Linked DNA regions of Homo sapiens: regions 1, 2, 3, 5 and 6 are each linked to region 4. The links are chromatin loops, found by intact Hi-C in ENCODE. Cell type or tissue: chondrocyte. All regions are shown on one strand. Region 1 holds the start of NCAPH (non-SMC condensin I complex subunit H). Region 2 holds the start of ASTL (astacin like metalloendopeptidase). Region 3 holds the start of SNRNP200 (small nuclear ribonucleoprotein U5 subunit 200). Region 4 has its middle 3.2 kb from the start of NEURL3. Region 5 has its middle 3.4 kb from the start of ITPRIPL1. Region 6 holds the start of ANKRD36C (ankyrin repeat domain 36C).

Region 1 (4,000 bases), 170 kb after region 4:
TTTGGGAGGCTGAGGCGGGCAGATCACAAGGTCAGGAGATCGAGACCACCCTGACTAACACGGTGAAACCCCGTTCCTACTAAAATACAAAAAATTAGCTGGGCGTGGTGGCAGGAGCCTGTAGTCCCAGCTACTCGGGAGGCTGAGGCAGGAGAATAGCGTGAACCCAGGAGGCGGAGCTTGCAGTGGGCCGAGATTGCACCACTGCACTCCAGCCTGGGCGATAGAGCGAGACTCCGTCTCAAAAAAAACAAAAAACAAAAAACAACAAAGTAAAAATAGGAAGGGAGGAGGCAAGAGACATTTTTAGAAACTGAATCAAGAGGACTTATGAGGACAGTATTTGGATGTGAGCACAGTAGGCTACAGGCTAAGGAAGGAACCTGGACCTTTGGAGAGGATACCTTAACAGAAATAGGAAGCACTTAAGGAGAACCTTGTCTAAGAGAGAAACTAAACTTGGAATTAGAGGCATGCTTTAATTCTCCAAATCTTCTTTCCGTGGTTTCTCTCCTTGCCTTTGATATTATGCATCCATTCATTCAACCGATGGTTACTGAGCTCAAAGACACTTCCTATGTCTACTTCCTCATTTCCCACTCATTTTTCAACCCACTCTGGTCTGGTTCCTATTCCAACTTCATGAGAACTATCTTTTCGTGATCATCTATAACTTCCATGTTGCCTAAACCCTATGGTCATTTTCTGGCCTTTCTCTTGGAATCCAGCAGCATTTGAAACAGCTGACAGTCCCTTCCTTGTTGAAACACTCTTGGCTTCTTCCTATACCACTGTCTTTTGAGTTTTTCCAGCTCATCCTTCTCTATCCAGCTTCTAAACGTTGGTCCTAGATGTGCAGGGCCTTCCTAGTGTTCTCACCTGTTCCCATGGTTTTATGGTCTAATGGTCTATATGATAATGGTATCCAAATTTATTTCTCAATCCATGGGTCACTTCCCTGAGTGGTCCATATAACTCCCCTGAGAGCCAAATTCTCACCTAAGTGATTATAGATCCCTTCACCTGAGTCTCTCCCGTAAGTCACACATACCATGTCCAAAATGTAACTCAATTTCCAAATCTCTTACCCAAGGCCTCCAGACCCTGCCTACGTGTCAGGCCTCACTAAGCTTGGTCACAATGTTCTGGTCAGGTCCTAGGCCAGGCCAGGCTCTTCCCTGCCTCATTTTTGTACTTGCTCCTTCTGCCTGAAACACGTTCCCTAGTATCTGCCTAAAGATCTTCCCTGAACCCCTGGCGGAGCCACCCCTACTCTGCTATACTCAATCACAGCACTCAGCCTCATGTGTAATTATTTCTTTTGTTTACTGTCTGTCTCCCCAACTCCAACAGTATAGAGATATTATCAATTTTGTTCGCCCAACGGGAGAGCTCAGTACTTTTGAATAGATGCAAAAATAAATGCATGCATGCTAAGCATACAACGGTAACCACATCGCTTCCAAAGCCCTGAAAATAACGTCTATTCCAGGAAAACCACCATTTTAATGGAGAGACACCGAGCACGCTTTAGGAGCCCAAGGAGGAGGCCGCCCCACCGCCCGCCCGGGAACTGAGGAGTGTGAGGCAGGGCCCGCGCGCTCTCCGACTCCGGCCGAAGCCGCTTTCTGATTGGCTGAGCGCACAAGGTCCGCCCGCCCCGCGCCGGCCCTCCCCTCCCCCCGCACCGGCCTCTGCTGTCAGCCGCAGGGCCAAGACCCGAGCTGAGCATATCCTCTCTCCCCGCCCAGGCCAGCCCGCCAGCCCTGCCCGCCCGAAGTACTGCTTCGCTAGGGGCCCTTCCCGCCGCGCCTCCCGACCGCCCGGCTCACCTGGGCCGGGAGGTCCCATCTTTCCTTGGCGTCTCCTGAGCTGGTTTTAAATCGCGCGCGTCGAGACGCCTGAGCGCCGTAACGGCCGCGTGACGTCGCCGGCGGGCCGGGCCAGCAGCGCGCCTGCGCAGACCACCTCGGGCCTCCGCGGGCGGCGTCAGAGTGAGTTTTGGGTTGAGGACCCCGTCTGATTGGGCTTCTTGGGGTCGGTGGACCCCCTGAAATAGTATGAAAACCCCCTCCTTCGAGGACTAGGTGCAGGACTGGGCTTGGGAACCCAGCGTCGAGCAGGGTGAGCAAGGCCCGTCTTTCGTGGAATTTACTTTCTTTTTTTTTTTTTTTTGGGACGAAGTCTAGCTCTTGTCCCCCAGACTGGAGTGCAGTGGCGCGATCTTGGCTCACTGCAACCTCCGCCTCCTGGGTTAAAGCGATTCTCCTGCCTCAGCCTCCCGAGTAGCTGGGATTACAGGCGCCTGCCACCACGCCTGGCCAATTTTTGTGTTTTTAGTAGAGACGGGGTTTCACCATGTTGGCCAGGCTGGTCTCGAACTCCTGACCTCAGGTGATCCGCCCACCTCGGCCTCCCGAAGTGCTGGGATTACAGGCGTGAGCCACCGCGCTCAGCCCGTGGAATTTACTTTATAATGGGGAGGCAGATGATCGAGAAAACGAGGTTTATTTCCCTTAGAGATCTGTGCTGTGTGGGCAGCAAAACGCTGAAAACCTCCGGGAAGAGGGACGGAGGGGAGCGGGAGCCTACGTGGGAATGAGGAGCGGTCCAGGTGGGGAAGAACTGATGCAGAAATGCTATGTATACATTAAATATAGTACAAAATGTACATTTAATATAGTGTAAGATGAAGGCCATCGTTTTATTCAGATTCTTGTGAATAGCTTCCTGTGAACACCCCCCACCCTTCAAAAAATAAATAAAGGTCGAAAAAGCGAAATAAGCATAAAATGCCATCTGTCCCCTCAGTTTCATCTAACCCTAAGGATTGAATTATGGGAGTAAAGGCCAGGGTGATTCCCTGGAATATCCCCAGCACATCCTAGAATTTCTTGTAACTCTCATATCTGGCATCTTTTACAGTGTTTCTCTTCAAGGGCACTGTTGGCATTCAGGGTGAAACAATCCTTGGCATGATAGGATGTTTGCCCTCTTTGTGGGCTCTTAAGCCCCCGTAACATCATTTGCCCACTAAATGCCATCAGTGCTGTCGCTCATTTTGGCAATCAAAAAGTGCCACCCTTTGTTGAAAACCACTTTTTTTTTTTTTTTTTTTGAGACAGAGTCTTGCTTTGTTGCCCAGGCTGGAGTGCAATGGCACGATCTCAGCTCACTGCAACCTCCACCTCCCAAGTTCAAGCGATTCTCCTGCCTCAGCCTCCTGAATAGCTGGGATTACAGGCGCCCACCACCACACCCAGCTAATTTTTGTATTTTTAGTAGAGATGGGGTTTCACCATGTTGGTCAGGCTGGTCTCGAACTCCTGACCTCAGGTGATCCACCCGCCTTGGCCTCTCAAAGTGTTAGGATTATAGGCATGAGCCACTGCGCCTGGCTGAAAACCACTTTTTAAGCCTATCTGTTGTTCGTATAAACTTGTTCTTCTAGTGACCACCTTCAAATCTTCAGCGTAAGGCTGTGTGGGTTAGAGAAAACAGGTTGACACTGTTTATCTCAGCAAATGATACCATCAGCCACCCAAGAACCCAAATCAGCACCCAGGAGTCATCCTGGGGGATTCCCTCCCTTTCTCTCCCCACACAATCCATCATCAAGCAAGCTATTTTCACCTCCTAAAAATTGCCAATCCTGCCTTTCTCCTTCCATCCACATTACCTTCTCACTGGCCTGCTCTGGCCCCCCCTCAGGCCCTGAGTAGTGTATGCGGAGTCCAAATCTGAGCTGTCACTCCCACTTGTCCCCCACCACTTCCTCCCGGAAGTATAACACTTCAGGGGTTCCACCACCCTGGGAACCTCTAAGCGTCCTACAAGGTCCTGGAAGGGTCTTCCTGCCAGCCTCCCCACCCCTGCAGCCTCTCCAGCCTCCTCAGGGACCTTGCTCCCCTTGCTCCCTGCCCTCCAGCTGCCCTGGCCTTTTTTCAGATTCCTCTCATCACACCTGCTCCTACCCCCAGGCCTCTGCACACACACACTC
Region 2 (4,000 bases), 370 kb after region 4:
CCTTCCTTCCCCGTGCTTTTTATAGCTTGTCATCTAGCAAACTGCCCTTCTCTTTCTCTCTCTTTTCCTCCTTTCCTTCTTTCCTATTTATTAAATTTTTAAACTTTTAATTGTGGTAAAAAATGCAACATAAAATTGGTCATCTTTACCATTATCAAGTGTTTAGTAAAGTGTATTCACATCGTTGTGCACAGATATCCAGAGCTTTTTCATCTTGCGAACCTGAAATCCTATACCTATTAAATGATAACTCCCCTCCCCAGTCCCCAGCCCCTTGTGAGCTCCGTTCCACTTTCCGTCCCTGTGCACTGGGCTACTCTAGACACCTCTTGGAGGTAGAAGCATGCAGGATTTGTCTTTTTGTGACTGGCTTGTTTCGCTCAGCAAAATATCCTCAGACCAACTGCATGTCCTAATAAAGACTCTGTTTCTCTCCCCAAGCAGGGTGATTATTTCTTATCATTATTTTAATTCTTTTGTTTTTTGAGACAGAGTCTCACTCTGTTGCCCAGGCTGGAGTGCAGTGGCACAATCTTGGCTCACTGCAACCTCTGCCTCCTGAGTTCAAGGGATTTCTGGCTAATTTTTGTATTTTTAGTAGAGATGGGGTTTCACCGTGTTGGCTAGGCTGGTCTCGAACTCCTGACCTCAAGTAATCTGCCTGCCTTGGCCTCCCAAAATGCTGGGATTACAGGCATGAGCCACTGCGCCCGGTCTACTTTATTTTTTTTTACTGAACATTCATCTTTTTTTTTGAGATGGAGTCTCACTCTGTCCCCCGGGCTAGAGTGCAGTGGCGCGATTTTGGCTCATTGCAAACTCCACCTCTGGGTTCAAGTGATTCACCTGCCTCAGCCTCCCGAGTAGGTGGGATTACAGGTGCCCGCCACCGTGCCCAGCTAATTTTTGTATTCTTTTAGTAGAGATGGGGTTTCACCATGGTGGCCAGTCTGGTCTTGAATTCCTGACCTCGTGATCCACCTGCCTTGGCCTCCCAAAGTGCTGGGATTATAGGCGTGAGCCACCGCGCCCTCCTGAACACTCATCTTAAGTGGTCAGCCTTGTGCATTTGTTTTTTGATGGGTCCTATTCTTTATTTTACTTATTTTTTCTAGGTTTACTGAGGCATAATCGACAAATAAAAGTAGTATATGTTTAAGTATACAACGTGATGTTTTGACATATGCATACCTTGTGAAATGATGACCACAACAAGCTAACTAGCATATCCATGGTGTGTATCCTGACATCTGTCAATACCCTGCCCTGGCAGCAGGGCGTCTGCCTCCATCATGGTCTCCCTGTGATTCTGATTCCTATCTTTGGAGAAGCTCTGGATTCCAGGCACAGTGGGAATGCTGAAAGGTCCTTGTGGACAATAGCTATTCTTCTTGGCTCTGTCGCTTCCCTTCACTGGGTGCAGGTGACTGTGGGGGTGTCCCCAAATGCTGCCCAGCGCTGACATGCTCCGCCTCTGGGATTTCAATCCAGGTGGGGCCCTGAGTGACCTGGCTCTGGGGCTCAGGGGTATGGAGGAGGGGGGATATAGGTAAGGAGTTTAAATTTCCAAATCTGTGAAATGGGAATAAATACTGACTGATCATGCCAGCTGCTGTGGGATTAGGGGGTGGACTCCCTGCGAGGCTCTGGGCATCTGGGGGTTCCACCTTTCCCACATGGCAGGCTTTCTAGGGTGCTGCACACTGTTCAGTTTGTGAAATTTCCTGGAGCCCTGTGCTTGTGATAGTGAACTTTTCTATATGTGTACTAAAATAAAAGCTTGTGAAAGTGCAGTGACCTTTTCCTCCTTCCGGAGATACACGGGGGGCGCCCCAGGGTCTCAGGCAGCTTTCCCCATGTCTAAGCACAGGCCGGGGTAGGAAAGGGGGTCTCCCTCGCTGGAGGAATAGGTCTATACCTGGGCTGGGGCCTCAGCTAGGCCTGGAGCAACTTTCTGCGATGTTTCTCTGCCCCCTGGAGGCAGGAAGGAACCTCAGAAGAGCCACACTCCCAAGCGGGCCCCTCCTGTCTTTCACCTGCTACAGCCAGGAAGGGGACTGGGCTGGGGTGGGAACCACAGGTAGGCATCGGAGGGGCTGCCAGTAGACCTGGTTTGGGTGGCGCTGCCGGTAGAGCTGGTTGGGGCGGGGCTGCAGGTGGAGCTGGTTGGGGCGGGGCTGCAGGTGGAGGTGGTTGGGGCGGGGCTGCAGGTGGAGATGGTTGGGGCGGGGCTGCAGGTGGAGGTGGTTGGGGCGGGGCTGCAGGTGGAGGCGGTTGAGGGGAGCAAGGTGGGAGGTGGAGCAGCTGCTATTTAAGAGGGGGTGGTGGTGCCGGTTCTGCAATTAGGTTACTGTGTCTTGCTGGGGCTTGGTCTTGTTTGCTGAAGGGGCAGCAGGGCTCTACCATGGAGGGTGTAGGGGGTCTCTGGCCTTGGGTGCTGGGTCTGCTCTCCTTGCCAGGTAAGCTGGCTGCCTGTCCCTCCTGCTGCTGGCTCCAGCCTGGAGAAAGCTGGGGAGAGGCTAGAAGGTTGTGGCTGGAGCCTGCAGGGATTGTAGCTGAGCTCAGTAGCTCAGAGCACAGAGCTCTCCAGGGTTATTCTAGAAGTCAGCTCCTGGGGGGCCAAGGGGAGGCCTCCTGAAGGCCCTGGAAGCAGAGGGCCTGCCTGGCAGAAGATAAGTGTTGTGCCCCAGGCCTACTTGTCTTGGGGTGGGGGTAGGCTGTAAGTCCCCACTCCAGCCTGGTCAGGCAGGGAGTCATCCAGGCTGAGCCCATTGTCCAAGAGCCTGGGCTGAGAGAGAGTCATAAGGTGGGGTCTGAGGCTGGCCCTGCCCGTCACGGGCGTCAGAACCCGAGGTCTGTCCTGCCTCCTTCCTTCCTGCCCCTCCTCTACCTCATAGGTGGGGCACATGGTCCCTTTTGGTCCCCCTAAGGGAGCTCCTTCCCTGAGGTCATCTAGACCTTGGCACCAGTTGGGGTTGAGCAGGGAGGCTGGGAAGGCTCCTTGGCTTTGTGCTGGAGCCTACTCTTCCTAGGGACTGAGTCTTACCGTCTGATCCCCCACACCCACCCCATGTCCTGCTGTCTGGTCTCACCGGTGGGTGCTCCAGGCATCTGTGTATGCCCCTGTCTGTCTGGACCAGGTGTGATCCTAGGAGCGCCCCTGGCCTCCAGCTGCGCAGGAGCCTGTGGTACCAGCTTCCCAGATGGCCTCACCCCTGAGGGAACCCAGGCCTCCGGGGACAAGGACATTCCTGCAATTAACCAAGGTGAGGGCACTACATCTTCTCACGGCCTGGAGGGGCACGACGTTATGTAGTGTGAAAACCACACCGAACACTCAGAAATGCAGAGCCTGGGAGGAAATGGACCAGCTTACTCTGGGCTCTAAGTGGTTTTTAAGAGATGGAGTGGTGTTGCTATATTGCCCCGGCTGGTCTTGAACTCCTGGCCTTAAGTGATCTTCCTGCCTCTGCCTCCCGAGCAGCTGGGACTACAGGTGTGAATGGGTGGAAATTCTATGGGCAATTGCTTAAGTCTACTCTTTCTTTTTGTATCTTTCTTAGTGGATTGTTACTTTTATAAGAAAAACCAAGCTCTTAAAGGGCCTGGGCGTGGAGCTAAGCGGTTAGTCGCAGTCTGAGATTGTCAGCCACCCTGTGCAGGACTGTCTGCAGGTGTGATTAAGAAGTCTGAAGCTCAGCTGGGTGCGGTGGCTCTCGCCTGTAGTCCCAGCACTTTGGGAGGCTGAGGCGGGCAGATCATGAGGTCAGGAGATCGAGACCATCCTGGCTAACACAGTGAAACCCCGTCCCCACCAAAAATACAAAAATTAGCCGGGCGTGGTGGCGGGCGCCTGTAGTCCCAGCTACTCAGGAGGCTGAGGCAGGAGAATGGCATGAACCTGGGAGGCGGAGCTTGCAGTGAGCTGAGATTGCGCCACTGCACTCCAGCCTGGGCGACAGAGCATCTCACAAAAAACAAAAAACAAAAGTCAGGCTCA
Region 3 (4,000 bases), 200 kb after region 4:
AGCCACCACACCCAGCCTGTTGTTTTCTTTTCAAAATCATAATTATTTTCTTCCTTATTTACATTTTAGTGTGACGATTGTTCCAGGGCTGCAGTCTCCTCTTGTGGAAAATAAGGGAACCAGACTACTCCATCTCTAAGGCTCCTACCAGGTCTAACATACTATGGAAACTTATAAGTCCATCTGAATGACTAAATGCAGGATTTACATTTGGTAGAGCCTGATTAGAGAGGAAAAGAAAAGATGGGGAAAGTTTCCTTTTTTTCTTGCTTCACAGGTTTGCCCACAGCCCAGCTGCATCTGTGAACATGAATGCTACTTCTACAGAAACAGAGTGGAATCTCCGAAATACCTTTGAGACCCTTTCGTGTCAGGTGGGTGGGCCACAGCCTGATCATGGAATAAAAGTCAGCCTTAAGGATTCAGATTTCAATAACTTTCAGTGAACCCCACCTTGAGTCAGGCACTTTGCTAGGTGCTTTTAAACACACTATCCCATTTAATCACAATGGGAGGAAGGTTTTATTGCCTCAATTTTTTTTTTTTTAAGACAAAGAGTCTCACTCTGTCATCCAGGCTGGAGTGCAGAGTTTGATCTCGGCTCACTGCAACCTCCACCTCCCAGGTTCAAGTGATTCTCCTGCCTCAGCCTCCTGAGTAGCTGGGATTACAGGCACCCACTACCACGCCTGGCTAATTTTTGTATTTTTAGTAGTGACAGGGTTTCACCATGTGGGCCAGGCTGGTCTCAAACTCCTGACCTCAAGTGATCCGCCTGCCTTGGCCTCCCAGAGTGCTGGGATTACAGGCGTGAGCCAGCGTGTCCAGCCAATTGCCTCAATTTTAAGGATGAGGAAAATGGTGCTCACCGAGAGGCCAGGTAGCTAGCTACTTCAAAGTCACACAGCCACTGAGGAGCAGAGCCATGAGGACTCGACTGTCCCTTGGGAAGACGAGTTATTAAAAAAAAAACAAACACCCACCAAAGCAGCAAACTCCATGCCTACAGGGGCTGGGCAAGTAAAAATAAGGAGATGGGCAGGCATGAGAAAACAGGAGCAGTGGGAAGGACTTGCCTATTCTCTGACCTTGGCAGCTGCTGACCAGCAGCAGGTCATGCCATGCAGCAGTGTGGGTGTCATGTGGCTGATTTTCTAGTATCTCAACTGATGGGGGAGAGCCAGAGTTTGCATGAAATTATCCCAATTTTTAAAGAAGGAGCCAACAGTGAGCCAAACACGATACCACTACAGAACAAATCTGGTCTAGGGGACTGCTATTGAGGATGAATTCCTTTGGCTTAACACCCATCCTCCTGTTCATTCATCTTCTCAAAAGCAAACATGCTCTAAGTGAGGAGGGAGGTCACCTTCAGCCATAAGGCGCCATTCTACTGGCGAGAAGTGGTGGGGAATGTGGGACAGAGAAGACTTTGTAGCTGGGGAAGAAATTAAGTCATAGTCACCAAGGATTTGGCCCTGCCTTCACCGGTTTCCCTGGGCGGCAGGGAGGGCCCTACCATAGAATGTTACCGACAAGTGGGAGCAAATGGGGGCCCCGGCCCTGTTCGTTCAGCTGGGTGAAAACGAGGGTCTTGGGGGCACAGGTTTAGGTGGGATTGGTGGGGGATAGTAGCTTTCTTTTTCAATTGTTGAACACAGAAGAGAAACCCAAAGCAAGGCGCCAATCATTAAAACACACAAACACAGACACACGCGCAAGTCACCTTGCTCGCTGGGTACTTTAGTTACCTCAAACGGAAATGGGGTTTTCGGCCCCTCTTTTCCTGCCTACCTCATGGGACTGTTGCCAAAGAGGAAGGAACCGGAAGGAAAGGTCTTGGGACAGGACAGGGGCTAAGCAGCCGTGCATTCGTTATGATGTGAGGGGTGCCGGGGGCTGGAGACTGAGGTCGGGGAGAGCACGGGCCCTGGGTCCTTAGTGCCAGCGGGCGGCCAGAACCAGAGTGCGGGGGTCTAGGGATTCGGGGACCCAGACGCACCAGGCCCACATATCCCGCTCAGAAGGGTGCGGAAAGCCGCGCGCACACGGCAGGGACACGCCCCAGACACGCCCCGCCCCGCACTTCTGGGGCGCGACCCGGAAGCGGAAGGGAACCCGTTTCTTTTCCTTCCCCAGTGCGTCTTTCCTGCGTCGTTCCGGCGCGGCGGGAGCAGAGATCTGCGGCCGTTTGCAGCTTGCGGTAGGGAGGCGTGGTGGTCTGAAGCCTCCGAGCAGCCGCGGCCATGGCGGATGTAACCGCCCGTAGTCTGCAATACGAGTACAAGGCGGTGCGTTTGGTCTTGGGGAAGGATTCCAGGCTCAGGAGTCCAATGGGGAGGGGGAGGCTGAAAAAGGGAGTTTCAGTCTGAAGGCCTACAGGAGAGCCACGAAAACGAAGGGGAAATGGAATCGGGGTGAAGGTGGGGGTTATACGATGACGTGAATAACCTACTGGGGTCTGGGGAGCGCTAAGATCTCTCTAGGAGGAGTTTCTCGAGTACCTTCAACGCTAAGCCCTCCCCCTTCCACACGTCACTCCCAACCCACTCACTACTTTTCACAGGTGTGGGTTATGATGGGCGCTGTTAGGAACAAGAATTGTTTAGCTGATTCGACAGCGCATAAGACTTATTCAGCTGTACGCTTCTGCACAGCGTTATACTATGCAATTCTTAAGGAAAATATATTTTTATTACGATTAGTGATGATAAGCAACTAGTTACTACGATTTTTTCCATCAGCTGGGGTAACTATGATAGTAGGAATTGGCCCTGCTCATGTCAAAGCTTCAATAATGTTTTGATCTTTTCAGAACTCGAATCTTGTGCTCCAAGCTGACCGTTCTCTCATTGACCGGACCCGCCGGGATGAACCCACAGGAGAGGTGCTGTCCCTTGTTGGGAAGCTGGAGGGCACCCGTATGGGAGACAAGGCTCAACGGACCAAACCGCAGATGCAGGAGGAAAGAAGAGCCAAGTGAGTGCCAAGGGGATACTATTTTTTCCTTCAGATCCAAAGTCTCTTCCCTTTAACATTCGAGCAGCATTTTTGCTGGAATGCTTGGTGTAAGATCAGTGGCATTAAAACAATTCAGTGAAGGTAAAAACAGACCAGGAGAGTTTAAAGATTTTTTGGCCTTAACAAGTGCATCTCAAGTGGAAAATAACTTGTTGGTACCTTTTTCTTACATGTGTGTTTCTGGTCCATAGACAGATCTTAATTTTCTTCAGGGTATTTTCAAGACCCTTGCTATTCCTATGTCCCAGTAATTCGTTTTCCTTTTTTCCCATTACTAACTTCCTACCCCTACTTTTTCCATTTACTCTTGTCCACGTTCTACCTATTTTGTTGTAACAAACTAATTTAAGCATCCATAGTATGAAAGACAGGTTTCTTTCTTAGTTTGCATTTTTTTCCTTTATTTTTTTTTTTTAAGATTTCTTGGGGATATGTTTCAAAAACTTACCTTTACCTCATCATTATCTTTTGATCCTGAATATCTTGGTGTCTTGCTCCCTTTCCTATGATGAAGTTTCCAAAATTCCTAGGCTTAGTTTGATTAAAGTAGTTATGTTTGAAATGAGTTAATACATTATCTCCACTTTGTGCTATATCTTCTTTTCCAGTTTTGTTATACTTTGTTGATAGTCAACGGCAGTAGATTCTGTTAGAGCTTGGTTCTCTAGCTAGAAAGGGAAAATGCATTGGAGAGGTGAAAAACTAGTCAAAATCCTATTATATAATAGTCTCATACAATGTATGAAGGGTTGTACTTTTTTTTTTTTTTTTTTTGAGACGGAATCTCACTCTGTCACCCAGGCTGGAGTGCAGTGGCGTGATCTCTCTCACGGCAACCTCCACCTCCCGGGTTCAAGCGATTCTCCTGCCTCAGCCTCCTGAGTAGCTGGGATTACAGGCGCTCGCCACTGTGCCCGGCTAATTTTTGTATATTTAGTAGATACAGGGTTTCTCCATGTTGGCCAGGTTGGTCTTGAAC
Region 4 (4,000 bases):
AATCCTAATCCTACCTGATACAACCATACAGCACAGATCATGTCTCCTTTCCTATGCTTTTGTGTGTGTATTCCTTCTCCCTGAAATGCCTTTCATTCCTTTCTTGGCTGTTGAAATCCTATTTACCTTTCAGGGCACAATTTTAATAACTCTTCTTCCACAAAACCTTCACCCATTCCCTGGGCATAACAACCCCTCGACACCGCTGGTTTTCCCAGCCCTCAGTTTGGCCCTCTTGTAGCACTTACCTAAATTCCAGGGCATGCACAAAGTGGCTGAAGGATGAGGATTGGGTTTCCTTCAATCTCTGGTTACCCAGAACTGGGACAGTGCTTGGCACATAGCAGGCACTAAATCAATTCCTGTTGAACACACATGCATGCACACATGCACACGCATGCACACGCATACACACACCCCACACAGGGCAGGCACCACCAGGGCAGGTACCAGGTGTCTTTCCAGGACAGACACCCTGACAGTTGTGTATGGGGTGAGGGGGCACGGGAAAAAGGAAAACAAGAAACCAAAAGAAGAGAGGGCACACCTTTCCCTTGACCCTTCCCTCACGCACAGGCATGAGCAGCCACGCCAGGCCTGGAAGCTGTGCCTCTCTCCCCCAGCTCCCCTCTCTGGCAGGCTCCCCATTCATGCCCAGTGGGCGCTCCCGTGCTGGCTGCTGGCGGGGAGAACCAGGAGGGAGGAAGGCTGTGGAGGCGCTCGGCAGAATCAGGACCCAGGAGGACCGCAGCAGAGCGGAAGTGACAGCACAGACCTGTTAATAACTCTGGGCTGGTACTGTGCTACAGGCTGGCCTCCCTCTCCTCCCTCCCACCCCCAAGGCCCCGTGGGGGCTGCAGCTATTGGTCCAGAGGGCTTGTTGGAGTTGTTGGGTGCTCGAGAGGCAGGCCGACTTGGTGGCTGAGGGCGGCGCCTAGGACACAGGTGCAGTCCTGGCGGAGCGTTTGTGGCCCATTCCCTCCAGGGCACCAGGCCTGTGGTCAGTTCCGCTGCCGGCCACCGGGTGGCAGTGCTGGTCAAGCCCTCCAGCCTCCAGAGCCGGTCTTCCCAGGCGGCGTGGATGCTCCCTGACTCACCAGCTCCGCCAGAACGACATTGTTAGGGCTGGAAGGGCTTAGCCAACATAACACGAAGACGCAATTTATGTATGATTTGAGGGTCCGATTGGAAGGGTTTTTTTGTACATCTACACACCTGTGTGACCACGATCAAGGTGCAGGACGTTTCCAGCTCCCCAGAGGCTTCCCGTGTCCCTGCCGATCACTACCTCCCAAAGGCAGCCTTGTCCTGCTTCGAACACCACGGATGGGTTTTGCCTGAACTTCCTATGAATGGCAGCACGCGGTGCTCTTTGGGTCTTCCCTTACATCAGCCTCACGGCTGTGAGGTTTATCCTCGTCGTTGCAGGTAGCAGTAATTTGTTGTCATTGGCACAGTATTCCATGGCGCGCATATGTGGCAGTTTAGGTCCTGCTGATGGTTGTGGGAAGCTGGGCCGGGAGCAGCCTCTGAGACAGAGATCAGGGACAGGGCTGCTTAGGCGGCAGACCCGGGGAAGCATAGGCCTGGACTGGGTGTGGGTGGGACACTGGCCTTGGCCTCCGGGGAATGGGCCCTGCATTCCCGGGGATCTGAGCAGTTCAGCTCCCCCAGCTGAGTGTGAGGTGGACAGCAGTGGACATTCGCTTGTTTCCAGGCTGGGGCTGTTGTGCAGAGCGCTGCTGTGGGCCAGCACACTTGGTTCACGGGGGTGGCATGGCTGGGCCATGAGGCTGGCAGAGGGGTGCCTTGTGCAAAAGCTCCCAACGCTGCCCTGTTTGGCCCCTGCGCGCCCTGGCCGACCGCCCACAGCGCCCGCGGCCCTGATGTTCTGGGGCTGGTTTCTAGGCAGGGCAGCCCCTGCCCTCTGAGATTTTGGCCCGGCGGGGAACGGATGAGGGCTGGCAAGTGTCATAGGTAGGCGTCCCTGGGCCTTAATGGCAGGGCCCACGAGGGACCGGGCTGCCTGACAGTGCCCCAGGTTGGGCTGGGCTCCCGGTCCCGCTGGGCCGCACGCTGGAGTGGGCGCGGGGCAGCAGTGGCTTCCTCGTGTGCCAGGCTCTTCCCGGAGCGCGGGTTGAGTCTTGAGAGATAACCTGCGTGAAGACATGTGTAGTGATGGGGCTCTGGGCAAGAGAGGCCGACTGCAACAGAGGGGTCCCAGTGAGGCTACCACCCACCCTGGGAGACGGGTGTGTGGGAGCTGCGGTATAGTGAGCCTCGGCGCCGCTCACCTCCCTCTGGGGCGCCCCTCCCGGCTTTGGGGGCTCCCGGGCCCTCGGCGCCTCCTGCAGTACTGACCGCCGCCAGCAGGGGCCGCCTCAGTCTCTGCACAGCGGAGACCGCCCCGCGCTTGAGGGCACGGGCCCGCCCCTCTCAGAGCAAAGGTTTGCAGCGGGGCTGGCGGGTGACATCTACTGCGGGGCAGCCTCAACCTGACACTCAGCAGCAAGTTAGGCCTATCTACAAATCTCCTGCTCTGTGCCCGCGCAGTCCAGTGGAGGAGATATTCCTAATTAGGGGGCACTTCCAAGGGGCGGAGTCTCCGCGGCGAGTGGCCGTGGAGGGGCGCAAGGCAGACGGTCTCCAGCCACGATACCTGGGCCAATCCCAGCCTGTCACGTCATGCCTAGTGAGCTGAACAAGCTGCGTAACTGTCGTGTGCCTCAGTTTCCCCACGTGTATAATGGAAATGATTACAATAAACAGGACCTTTTTGAGGAGTTGCCATGAGGACTGTCAGGTAAGTTCTGGACTTAGAACGGTAGCATTCCGGGCCAGGAGCGGTGGCTCACGCCTGTAATCCCAGCACTTTGGGAGGCCGAGGCGGGTGGATCACGAGGTCAGTAGATCGAGACCATCCTGGCCAACATGGTGAAACCTCATCTCTACTAAAAATACAAAAATTAACTGGGCATCATGGAGAGCGCCACAGTCCCAGCTACTTGGGAGGCTGAGGCAGGAGAGTTGCTTGAACCTGGGAGGCAGAGGTTGCAGTGAGCCGAGATCGTGCCACTGCACTCCAGTCTGGGCCACAGAGCGAGACTCCCTCTCAAAAACAACAACAACAACAACAAAAACGGTAGCATTCTGCAGGGGAGGAAAAGTACAAAAGTAAAATCTTTCCCCACCCATTGCTCGGTTCATGGCTAGGACACCTATAACAAAAGACAGGTCAACAAGAGAAAAGCACACAAATTTATTTCATGTAAATTTTACATGACACAGGGGCCTTTGGAAATGAAGACCCAAAGAAATGGGGACATGTATTTTTATGCGTTGGTTTCATGAAGAGTGGGCATCGTGGAGAAGTGATTGGCTAAAGGGGGAAGGGGTAATAAACCGGGGAGAGTCGGCCAGCCTGTTCAGATTCTTCTCTCTGTCCCTGTGTCTTCAGAGGTAAGGATGGGTCTTATGGCCTCATGGCCCTACTTCAGGGGATTCGGGCAAAGGGAAGGTGAGCGAGGCCTTCCTGCTTCTGCTGTTTTCTTAAATGCCAAAGTGCCATATTTTGGGGTGGCATGTCCTGAACCCTGGCAGTTTGTTCAATAAACAAACACAGAGTGTGTGGCGGGTATGCCTGTACCCTGGACGGGAGGCTTTAGGCAGGTTTTTTAGCTCCTCAGAATGACCTCCTCTGCCCCCCAGCTGCCTCATGGCCCAAGGTCCCACTGATGCAACTATACCACCCCAGCCTGCTGGCTTTGGGTGGCCTGAGGGCCATAGCTTGCCAGGTAATTTTCCAGACAGTCTGAGGCTCAGAGTTGACTTCCCTAATAAGATGCCATACATACCTCTCATGAGAGTGTGATTTATTAACAAGATGCATGGCTGCAGCGCTCTGGGGAACCACCCAAGGCAGCCTGCACTAAGGTGGAGACGTACCTGGCACTAGCCATCCCTTAGCCGAGCAGTCACTGATTGTGGCCTTGATCTGGGG
Region 5 (4,000 bases), 190 kb after region 4:
CATGTTTCATACATACAATGTATAATTTCAGATTAGGGTAATTAGCATATCCATCATCTCAAACATTTATCATTTCTTTGTGTTGGGAAGGTTCAATCCTCCCTCTAGCTATTTGAAACTATATATTATTACTATTATTATTTTGTGTGTGTGTGTGACGGAGTCTTGCTCTGTCACCCAGGCTGGAGTGCAGTGGCACCATCTCAGCTCACTGCAACCTCCACCTCCTGGGTCAAGCAGTTTTCCTGCCTCAGCCTCCCAAATAGCTGGGATTACAGGCACACACCACCAAGCCCGGCAATTTTTTTGTATTTTAGTAGAGTGGGGGTTTCACCATGTTCTCGAGCTCCTGAGCTCAAGCAATCTGCCCACCTTGGCCTCCCAAAGTGCTGGGATTACAGGCATGAGCCACCATGCCTGGTCTATTATTGTTAACTGTAGTCAACCTACAGTGGTGTGAAACCCTAGTACTTAGTCCTCCCATCTGGCTATAATCTTGAATCCTTTAACAAATCCCTCCCTATCACCACCTTCCCCTCCCCTTCCCAGCCTCTAGCATCCTCTGTTCTACCTTTTACTTCTATTACATCAACTTTTTCTAGGTTCCACATGTGACTGAGAACATGTGGTGTTTATCTTTCTGTGCCTGGCTTATTTCACTTAATATCCTCCAATTCCATCCAAGTTGCTGCAAATGACAGGATTTCATTTTTTTTTATGGCCAAATAGCATTCCATTGTGTACATATACCACGTTTTCCTTATTCATTCATCTATTGTTGGACACATAGGTCAATTCCATATTGGCTATTCTGAATAGTGCAGCTATAAACATGAGGGTGCAGATTTCTCTTTGATATAATGATTTCCTTTCCTTTGGATAGATTTTAAGTAATGGGATTGCTAGATCATGTGAGTAGTTCTACTTGTAGTTTTCTGAGGAACCTCCATGTTATTCTCCATAGCAGCTGTGCTAGTTTACCCAACAGCATATCAGAGTTCCCTTTTCTCCCCATTTTCACCAGCATCTGTAAAACCATATGCTTAAAAATGTGTGTTCATGGTTAAGGATTTGTTTTAAAAGTGGTTGCTGGACAGGCGCGATGGCTCACGCCTGTAATCCCAGCACTCTGGGAGGCCGAGGCAGGCAGATCACCTGAGGTCAGGAGTTCGAGACCAGCCTGGCCAGCATGGTGAAACCCCGTCTCTACTAAAAATACAAAAAAAAAAAAAAAAAAATTAGCTGGGTGTGGCGGTGCATGCCTGTGATCCCAGCTACCAGCCTGGCCAGCACGGTGAAACCCCGTCTCTACTAAAAATACAAAAAAAAAAAAAAAAAATTAGCTGGGCGTGGTGGTGCATGCCGGTGATCCCAGCTACTCAGGAGGCTGAGGCAGGAGAATCGCTTGAATCCGGGAGGTGGAGGTTGCAGTGAGCTGAGATCGCACCACTGCACTCCAGCCTGGGCAACAGAATAAAACTCCTTCTCAAAAAAAGAAAAAAAAAAAAAAAAGAACATGCTATGGCTTACTCCCATTATGTGTGTGTGTCTGTGCATCACATGCCTCGGAAAAGTTTCAAAGGGTGGATCCCTAAATGTTTACAGTGATCTTCTGAGGGTGGAGGGATTGATTGCAGGTGTCTAGCAATAAGGAGGTATTCTTTTCACAAAAATAAACATGCAGTGTCCAGCGTATGAATGGGCTGTGTGCCCAAAGCCCTCCCTCGTGTGCCTCGTGAGCACAAAACACGTTTTCTACAGAAACAGGTGCGCCTAGGACCGCTAGAGACGCTTTGCGCCGGGGCAGTGTCTTCACGGTTCGGAGAGCTGGGAGTGGAGGTGGGGGGAGGTTCCTCATCCTCGCCAGCTTTCTGGGCCCCAGGAGCCGCCTCCCTTCGCCCCCGACCCCGCCTCCGTCCCCCAAGCCGCGGACGCGCCTTTTCCGCCGCCTCCAAGAGCAGCCGCGGGGCCGCCCCCAGGACGCGTTGTTCGCTGCCGGAGTTTGGGGTGGCAAGGACCGGGCGCACGGCTGAGATGCGCTGCCCTCCAGAATGCGAGCCTGTGCACGCGCCTGCGGAGGGGCCACACTCCCTGCAGCGTCCGCGATGCGCTGTTCCCGCTGGCGCTCGGCGGGCGCTCCCCTGGGCACATCGAGGCTCTAGTGACCGCATTATGAATTAGTCCTTTCCTTTTCTCCTCATGTGATTGCAGCGAGCGCTCGTCTTGTTTGTAAATCGTGCTGGCAAGCCCCGTTTTAACCAACTACGAATTTCATTTCGGAATGAAAAAGGAGACGCACTTTCGGACAGGGCAGCGGTTGCCGCCGGTCCTTCCTCTGAGCTACCGGTCCCTAGAAGGAAGACCTGCCTTCGACCGATCTGGAAATGAGTCCCAGCTGCAAGCCCAGGGCGGCGGAAGCCCCACGGGCCGAGCCGAAGAAAGACGAGGCGGGGGACGGGGAGCGTAGTGCCGCGTGCCGGGACCCACAACCCCTTTCCCCTGGGCGCTCTTCCCCGAGCGGACAGGAAAAAGCTCTCCTTTGCCGCTGCCCATCCCCCAGGGCCCAAGCGATGCTTCCTAACCGCGTGGACGCAGCTTGATGGGGGAGAAAGAGCTCTGGGAGCAGGGCTTAGAGCCTCGTCTCGCCTCCTGCCAACTCGGTCCGGCAAGGTTCCGAACCTCCCTGAGCCTCAGCTTCCTAATCTGGCAAACATGACGACAAAAGTCCTTCTCTTTTAAGGTTGGTGCAAAAATTAAATGGCCCTTTACTGTATATTTAGAGCACCTGGCTCACGGATTAGTCACCTCGCTCCTGGGCTCAACAGTGTTCACTGGGTCCTTACAGCATCACACTGGGATCCTTAAGGGCAAAGACCAAAATTAGACCTAGCTTAATTCCTGGTGTGCAAGTGCTAAGTGTTATGAAATGAGTGAGTGACAGGATGATCCAGCTATGAGAAATAGGAGAGAGTTTGCGGTGGGATAGAGACTGTACCTTCTTTTTGTATAAGATGTTTGGCAGTTGGGGATAACTTACCGGAAGCAAGCTTAAGATGCACACGAAATCCTGACCAAGAGGATGTAGAAATTAGATATATGGCCAAGAATCAGAGAAGCAAATAAACAGATCTCAAATAAAATGTTTAGTTTTGAGGTTAGAGGTGGGATATCAGGGTAACCAGGCAAAATAACTGATACAATAAATAACTACATGACAAATCACTTCTCTCAACAACACATTTCAAAAAAAATCACTTTATTTTATAACTGCAAGATTTTCTTCAAACCAGTTTCTTGCTATTACAAGCTCAAAAACTTATCCTGCTCTGGTGGCAAACATTTTGTGACTCATGCTGTGTAACAAAGACCTGTGTAGACATTGAGTTGTATATTGCTGATGCTTCTGAACATAAAGGAAAAGTACAAAATTGCCGCCTTTTTCCCAATGATTTGTGGAGGAGAATTATTACTAGACTAGCTGATACCTGTGCATGAAATGCACCACTATTGCTTAATAAATCTGGACCGGGTGCGGTGGCTCATGCCTGTAATCCCAGCACTATGGGAGGCCGAGGCGGGCAGATTGCCTGAGCTCAGGAGTTCAAGACCAGCCTGGCCAACATGGTGAAACTCCATCTCTACTAAAAATACAAAAATTAGCTGGGTGTAGTGGTGGGTGCCTGTAATCCCAGCTACTGGGGAGGCTGAGGCAGAAGAATCACTTGAACCCAGGAGGCGGAGGTTGCAGTGAGCTGAGACTGTGCCACTGCACTCCAGTCTGGGCAAAAGAGCAAGACTTTGTCTCAGAAAAAAAAAAAAAAGAAAAAGAAAGAAAAAAAAAAGAATAGCACTGGGCACGGTGGCTCACACTGTAATCCCAACACTTAAGGAGGCAGAGGTAGGAAAATAGCTTGAACTCAGGAGTTTGAGACCTGCCTGGGCAACATAGCAAGACCCCGTTCTCCACAAAATGGAAAAAAAATCTGAATAGCATATCAAT
Region 6 (4,000 bases), 520 kb after region 4:
GGATGATTATATCTTTAATGGTATCTTGAAGCTGTAAGAGATCATCAAGTCTTGACTTCTATGTTAAAAAAGAAAGAAAACTGATGACCCATATTTAAACTGAGGCATGTGACATTTCTGCTCTACTCAGCACTCTTCACTCATCCAACAAAAATTCATTATGGTTTCTTATGTTCCAGGCACTGGGCTAGGTGTTCAAGGAAGACAGAGGGAGGAAATAAAAATTTTTATAAAACAGTCTTTGTCCTCAAGCAGCTCACAGGGCAGAGAGACCCTGATAGAGTACAGACTTCATGAAGAGTGGGGATGGGAAGGGCATTCTCTCCACACGCATCCCTGTCCCACCTCGGAGATTTCCTCCTCAGAACGCTACCTCTTACGCTTTCCTGTCTCACTCTTTCCAGCTCTCAGTTTAGAAGGTGTTTCCTCAGAGTACCTTTGCTGACCTCTCAAGTCTGGTAAATGGCCCTTCTCACTGGTGCCTGCATGCCCTGTGTGCTCCTGTCATGCACACAACACAGCATAGTAAAATGCCTGGTGTATGTGTTTGTCTTTTCAATACTCTGAGCTCTGCTCATTGGCAAATCTCAGGACATAGCACAAGATGTGGCCCCTAAATGTTAACTGAATGAATGAATGGAATCACTGGTATCTCTTTAGCTTGAAGAATAGAAAGCCCTTGTAGGACAAAGACGATTGGGAGAAATGTGAAGTCTGGCGTGGACTCTGTCAGAAGGCAGAACTGAACCAGTGGATGGAATTAGAAGAGGGAGACTTCGGTTTCACATCAGGAATGATATCATAGTCAGAACTCACCACACACATAATAGGTTAGATGAGGGAGGAGGGAGTCCTTCATTGCAGGAGTTTTAAAGGTGAATACAAGAAATGGGAGGCACTTGGCCTGGCGCGGTGGCTCAGGTCTGTTAATCCCAGCACTTTGGGAGGCAGAGGCCAGTGGGTCACAAGGTCAGGAGTCGAGACCAGCCTGGTCAAGATGGTGAAACCCCGTTTCTACTAAAATACAAAAATTAGCCGGGTGTGGTGGCGGGCACCTGTAATCCCAGCTAATTGGGAGGCTGAGGCAGAAGAATCACTTGAACCGGGGAGGCAGAGGTTGCAGCGAGCCAAGTTTGAGCCACTGAACTCTAGCCTGGGCAACAGAGCAAGACTCCGTCTAAAAAAAAAAAAAGAAAGAAATGGGAGGCACTGAGTTTCTGGCTCAGTTTGCTGATGCCAGAAATACAGAGATGACTGATCAGTAAAATCCACTAGAAAGTGTGTGACAGGTTTCTTTTTCCTTATATTTTTCTTTTTTAAATACAAAAGTAATACCAGCCCACTGAAAATTTGAAAAGTATATGGCATTAAAAAGAGAAAAATAACATCCGATAATCCAACAAGATAAACTCTCTAAAATTTCTTTTCTCTTTTTAAATGAATATGTTAAGCTCGAAATAGAATTTTAAATTTATCTTGATGTTTTACTCAACAACGTAGAAGCATCTTTTATGTCATTATTTTAAGTCACAACCACTTTTAGTGATGATGATTTAAAGAACCATTTGCTTTTTCCTTACTGTTCCCTGTTTTTAGATTTTTGGCTAGTGTCTAATTTTTCCCTGTTATAAATAATGCTGAGATGAACAGAATATGTAGATTTCTAATAATTTGCAAATGAACAGCATATGAAAAACATGAGCAAAAATTTTGCAGTTATAATTACTCAACACAAGTTTTAAATAAATTACTTTTATTTTGAGCGTTCATTCTTACGTATGTTATAGGAAGTAAGTAAGAAGCATTCCTTACTCCTTAGAATTTTGTTTATAAGTTAGTGATGAATTGGAAAGGGTAGCTTGCCCCTGGAATTCTCTGATAAGCACAGGTGATGAGGAAAATGGAGAAATCCAAGAATTCCTTTGTCTTTCCTTGAAAGTAGTCAACTTTAAGTGCAGTGCAGGCGTGCCCTCTAGCGGCCAAATAAAAAATAAAGAAATACGGGAAACCTTCAGCATTGTAACAATCGCACGTCCCCATCTAGTGGCTAACGTGTGTAAATGCAGCTTTTCTAATCACAATAACGAATGTTACTTGATTTATATGTCTCATGAGGTGAAGAGCTGGAAGGAATCTTAGAGACCATGTATTTCAACTTCCTCACGGAGTGGCATGCAGGCAGCAGCCTTGGGAACCCCGATTGCCCCTCCTCACACCTGCCCATCATAGGACTTGGGCGACGGGGTGGTGAAGTCAGGCTGTGGCCCCAGCGGCGCCACGAGGCCGAAAACCGGCGCTCAGCCTCATCCCGGTGGCTGCAGAGTGCCAAGCGCCAGGTCCTGCGCTCCGGGCGCGGGTCAGAAGCAGCTGGCAAGGGCAGCGCAGCCTGTGGGCCCTTGGGCGCTGGCCGGCCGCAGCTCCGGGAAGCCACGTCAGCCCACGGGCGCTGCAGCTGCAGCCGCCACCAGCACATGGAGCAGGGGTCCCCGAGGATTGGGAATCCCCGACCAGGCCTGCGCCTCCAGCCGCGCGGACCCCGGGGCCAGCCTGGCCGCGGCAAGTCAGGCAGTCTGCGGCAGGAGCGCCGGGCATGGGCTTCGGCCGGGGGTGCAGGAGGCGCGCACCCTCCGGCCGGATGGCGGCGCACTCAGGGCTCAGGAGGCCATCCCACGGGAGCCCCGCCAGCCCCCGCCGGAGCCCGAGCTGCAGTGCCGCCTGCAAGTGGTGCGCTGGCTGCAGCTGTGGCAACCCCAGATCCCGTCCTCCCGCCTCGCACCCATCAGCGCGGACCCCGGGGGCGACGCAGTGGCGATGTCGGGCTGTGGGCCCAGCGGTGGCACTAGGCGGAGAAGCACCACTCAACCCCATCCCTGGGCTGCAGAGGGCCCAGCGCGGGGGGCTCCGAGCGTCGGGAGCCTGTGGAAGAGAAGAGCGCGCGGGCGACAGTTAAACAGGCCCTGGGGCAGGGCGCGCCTCGCGCTCCAGGGAGCCCCGCCCTCCCGCGGCACCTCCGCAGCAACCGCCGCCTGCACTGGGCGCGCGAGAGCTGCTAGGGCGGTTTCTCTGCCTCGGGCCTGTTGGGCAGGGCCGGCTAAGGTGCGCGTGCTCGCTGGTTCTAACCCTTCTGTTGGGCGTTTCTGCTGAGAGGCGGGAGGCGCTGAGAGTCTGTGCGAAGGTCCGTGGACAGACTGCTTTGCCTGTTGTTGCTCTTCGGAGGCGGCGATCCCCGAAGGCGAGCTGAAATACGGCTGCAGGCTACAATTTGCAGCCGACCATTATGGATGACAAGGAGCCGAAGAGGTGGCCCACCCTCAGGGACCGCTTGTGCTCGGATGGCTTCTTATTTCCCCAATACCCCATTAAACCGTATCATCTGAAGGGGATCCACAGAGCTGTCTTCTATCGTGATCTGGAGGAACTGAAGTTCGTTCTGCTCACGCGTTATGACATCAATAAGAGAGACAGGAAGGAAAGGTAATGGGGGCCGGGAGCCGGGGCTGCGGGAGGAGGCCTGTGGATGTGGAGAAGTACCCCTTTCCAGGCTGAGGGCTGCGGGGCGGATGGTCCGGGGCTCGGGGTATGGACGGGGGCTAGGGGGTGCCTGGCTGGGGTGGGAGTGAGTGGAGCGGGGCCTGGGGAGTGGCGGTATATGGGGTGGCGGGGTGTGGAGTGAGTTGGGGGATGGGAGTGGGGAGTAGGGGGTGCATGGGGTGGGGGTGTGAATGGGCTGAGGTGGACGGAATGAAGGCTTGGGGGGTAGGGGGTGTGGGGTGGGGAGATGGGGTGAGGGTTCAATGGGATAGAGGACTGGAGGTGGGGGTGAGGTGTGGGGGTGAATGGGGTGGCGGAAAGGGGTGCAGAGGTGAGGGGGGCGAGTCCTGTCACCAAAGGGGCTGGACTTTCTTTCCTGGCAGGCTCAGCCGCACCTGGGATGTGGAAACCTTGGCAGGGGCGAGCACCCAGGTCATTTTCACAAGCAGCAAAACAAAAACAAAACTTC

What was found. Hi-C counts contacts between places; a loop is a spot of excess contacts. Peaks named below come from ENCODE experiments on the same cell type or tissue, not always from the same donor. Only the 100,000 strongest peaks of a DNase experiment are listed, where the experiment ranks them.
Region 1: it touches region 4 in a loop (3-fold over the local background); 11 of 110 quality-filtered maps call a loop at or near these places.
Region 2: it touches region 4 in a loop (7-fold over the local background); 50 of 110 quality-filtered maps call a loop at or near these places.
Region 3: it touches region 4 in a loop (3-fold over the local background); 54 of 110 quality-filtered maps call a loop at or near these places.
Region 5: a loop joins it to region 4, with 2.7 times the contacts of the local background. A loop is called at or near these places in 10 of 110 quality-filtered maps.
Region 6: a loop joins it to region 4, with 11 times the contacts of the local background. A loop is called at or near these places in 8 of 110 quality-filtered maps.

The regions. Positions count from the first base shown.
Region 1 is chr2:96,333,681-96,337,680 of GRCh38, reverse strand. It overlaps NCAPH (non-SMC condensin I complex subunit H), which reads right to left and starts at 1,915. Exons shown (of 18, transcript NM_015341.5): 1 at 1,833-1,915. The coding sequence starts at 1,851. RefSeq lists enhancers at 759-1,600, 1,601-2,442 and a silencer at 1,521-1,840. In chondrocyte, no CTCF peak of the experiment used is centred here; DNase peaks (open chromatin) are centred at 1,680 and 1,855.
Region 2 is chr2:96,136,841-96,140,840 of GRCh38, reverse strand. It overlaps ASTL (astacin like metalloendopeptidase), which reads left to right and starts at 2,339. Exons shown (of 9, transcript NM_001002036.4): 1 at 2,339-2,459; 2 at 3,141-3,266. The coding sequence starts at 2,405. RefSeq lists a silencer at 1,435-1,524 and an enhancer at 2,415-2,484. In chondrocyte, CTCF peaks have their summits at 1,767 and 1,973 (motif pointing left); DNase peaks (open chromatin) are centred at 2,100 and 3,120.
Region 3 is chr2:96,303,684-96,307,683 of GRCh38, reverse strand. It overlaps SNRNP200 (small nuclear ribonucleoprotein U5 subunit 200), which reads left to right and starts at 2,138. Exons shown (of 45, transcript NM_014014.5): 1 at 2,138-2,291; 2 at 2,816-2,979. The coding sequence starts at 2,247. RefSeq lists enhancers at 429-1,057, 1,650-1,729, 1,979-2,273. In chondrocyte, no CTCF peak of the experiment used is centred here; a DNase peak (open chromatin) is centred at 2,013.
Region 4 is chr2:96,506,597-96,510,596 of GRCh38, reverse strand. It overlaps a transcript of NEURL3 not described here. Among named protein-coding and RNA genes, the nearest start is that of NEURL3, 3.2 kb to the right of the region's middle. RefSeq lists a silencer at 2,142-2,481. In chondrocyte, CTCF peaks have their summits at 776, 1,014 (motif pointing right), 2,096 and 2,350 (motif pointing right); no DNase peak of the experiment used is centred here.
Region 5 is chr2:96,319,876-96,323,875 of GRCh38, reverse strand. No RefSeq gene overlaps it. Among named protein-coding and RNA genes, the nearest start is that of ITPRIPL1, 3.4 kb to the left of the region's middle. RefSeq lists a silencer at 1,732-1,991 and an enhancer at 2,942-3,051. In chondrocyte, no CTCF peak of the experiment used is centred here; a DNase peak (open chromatin) is centred at 2,019.
Region 6 is chr2:95,990,986-95,994,985 of GRCh38, reverse strand. ANKRD36C (ankyrin repeat domain 36C) reads left to right here and starts at 3,162. Exons shown (of 88, transcript NM_001393982.1): 1 at 3,162-3,474. The coding sequence starts at 3,278. RefSeq lists silencers at 2,346-2,525, 2,886-2,945, 2,976-3,025. In chondrocyte, a CTCF peak has its summit at 1,965 (motif pointing left); no DNase peak of the experiment used is centred here.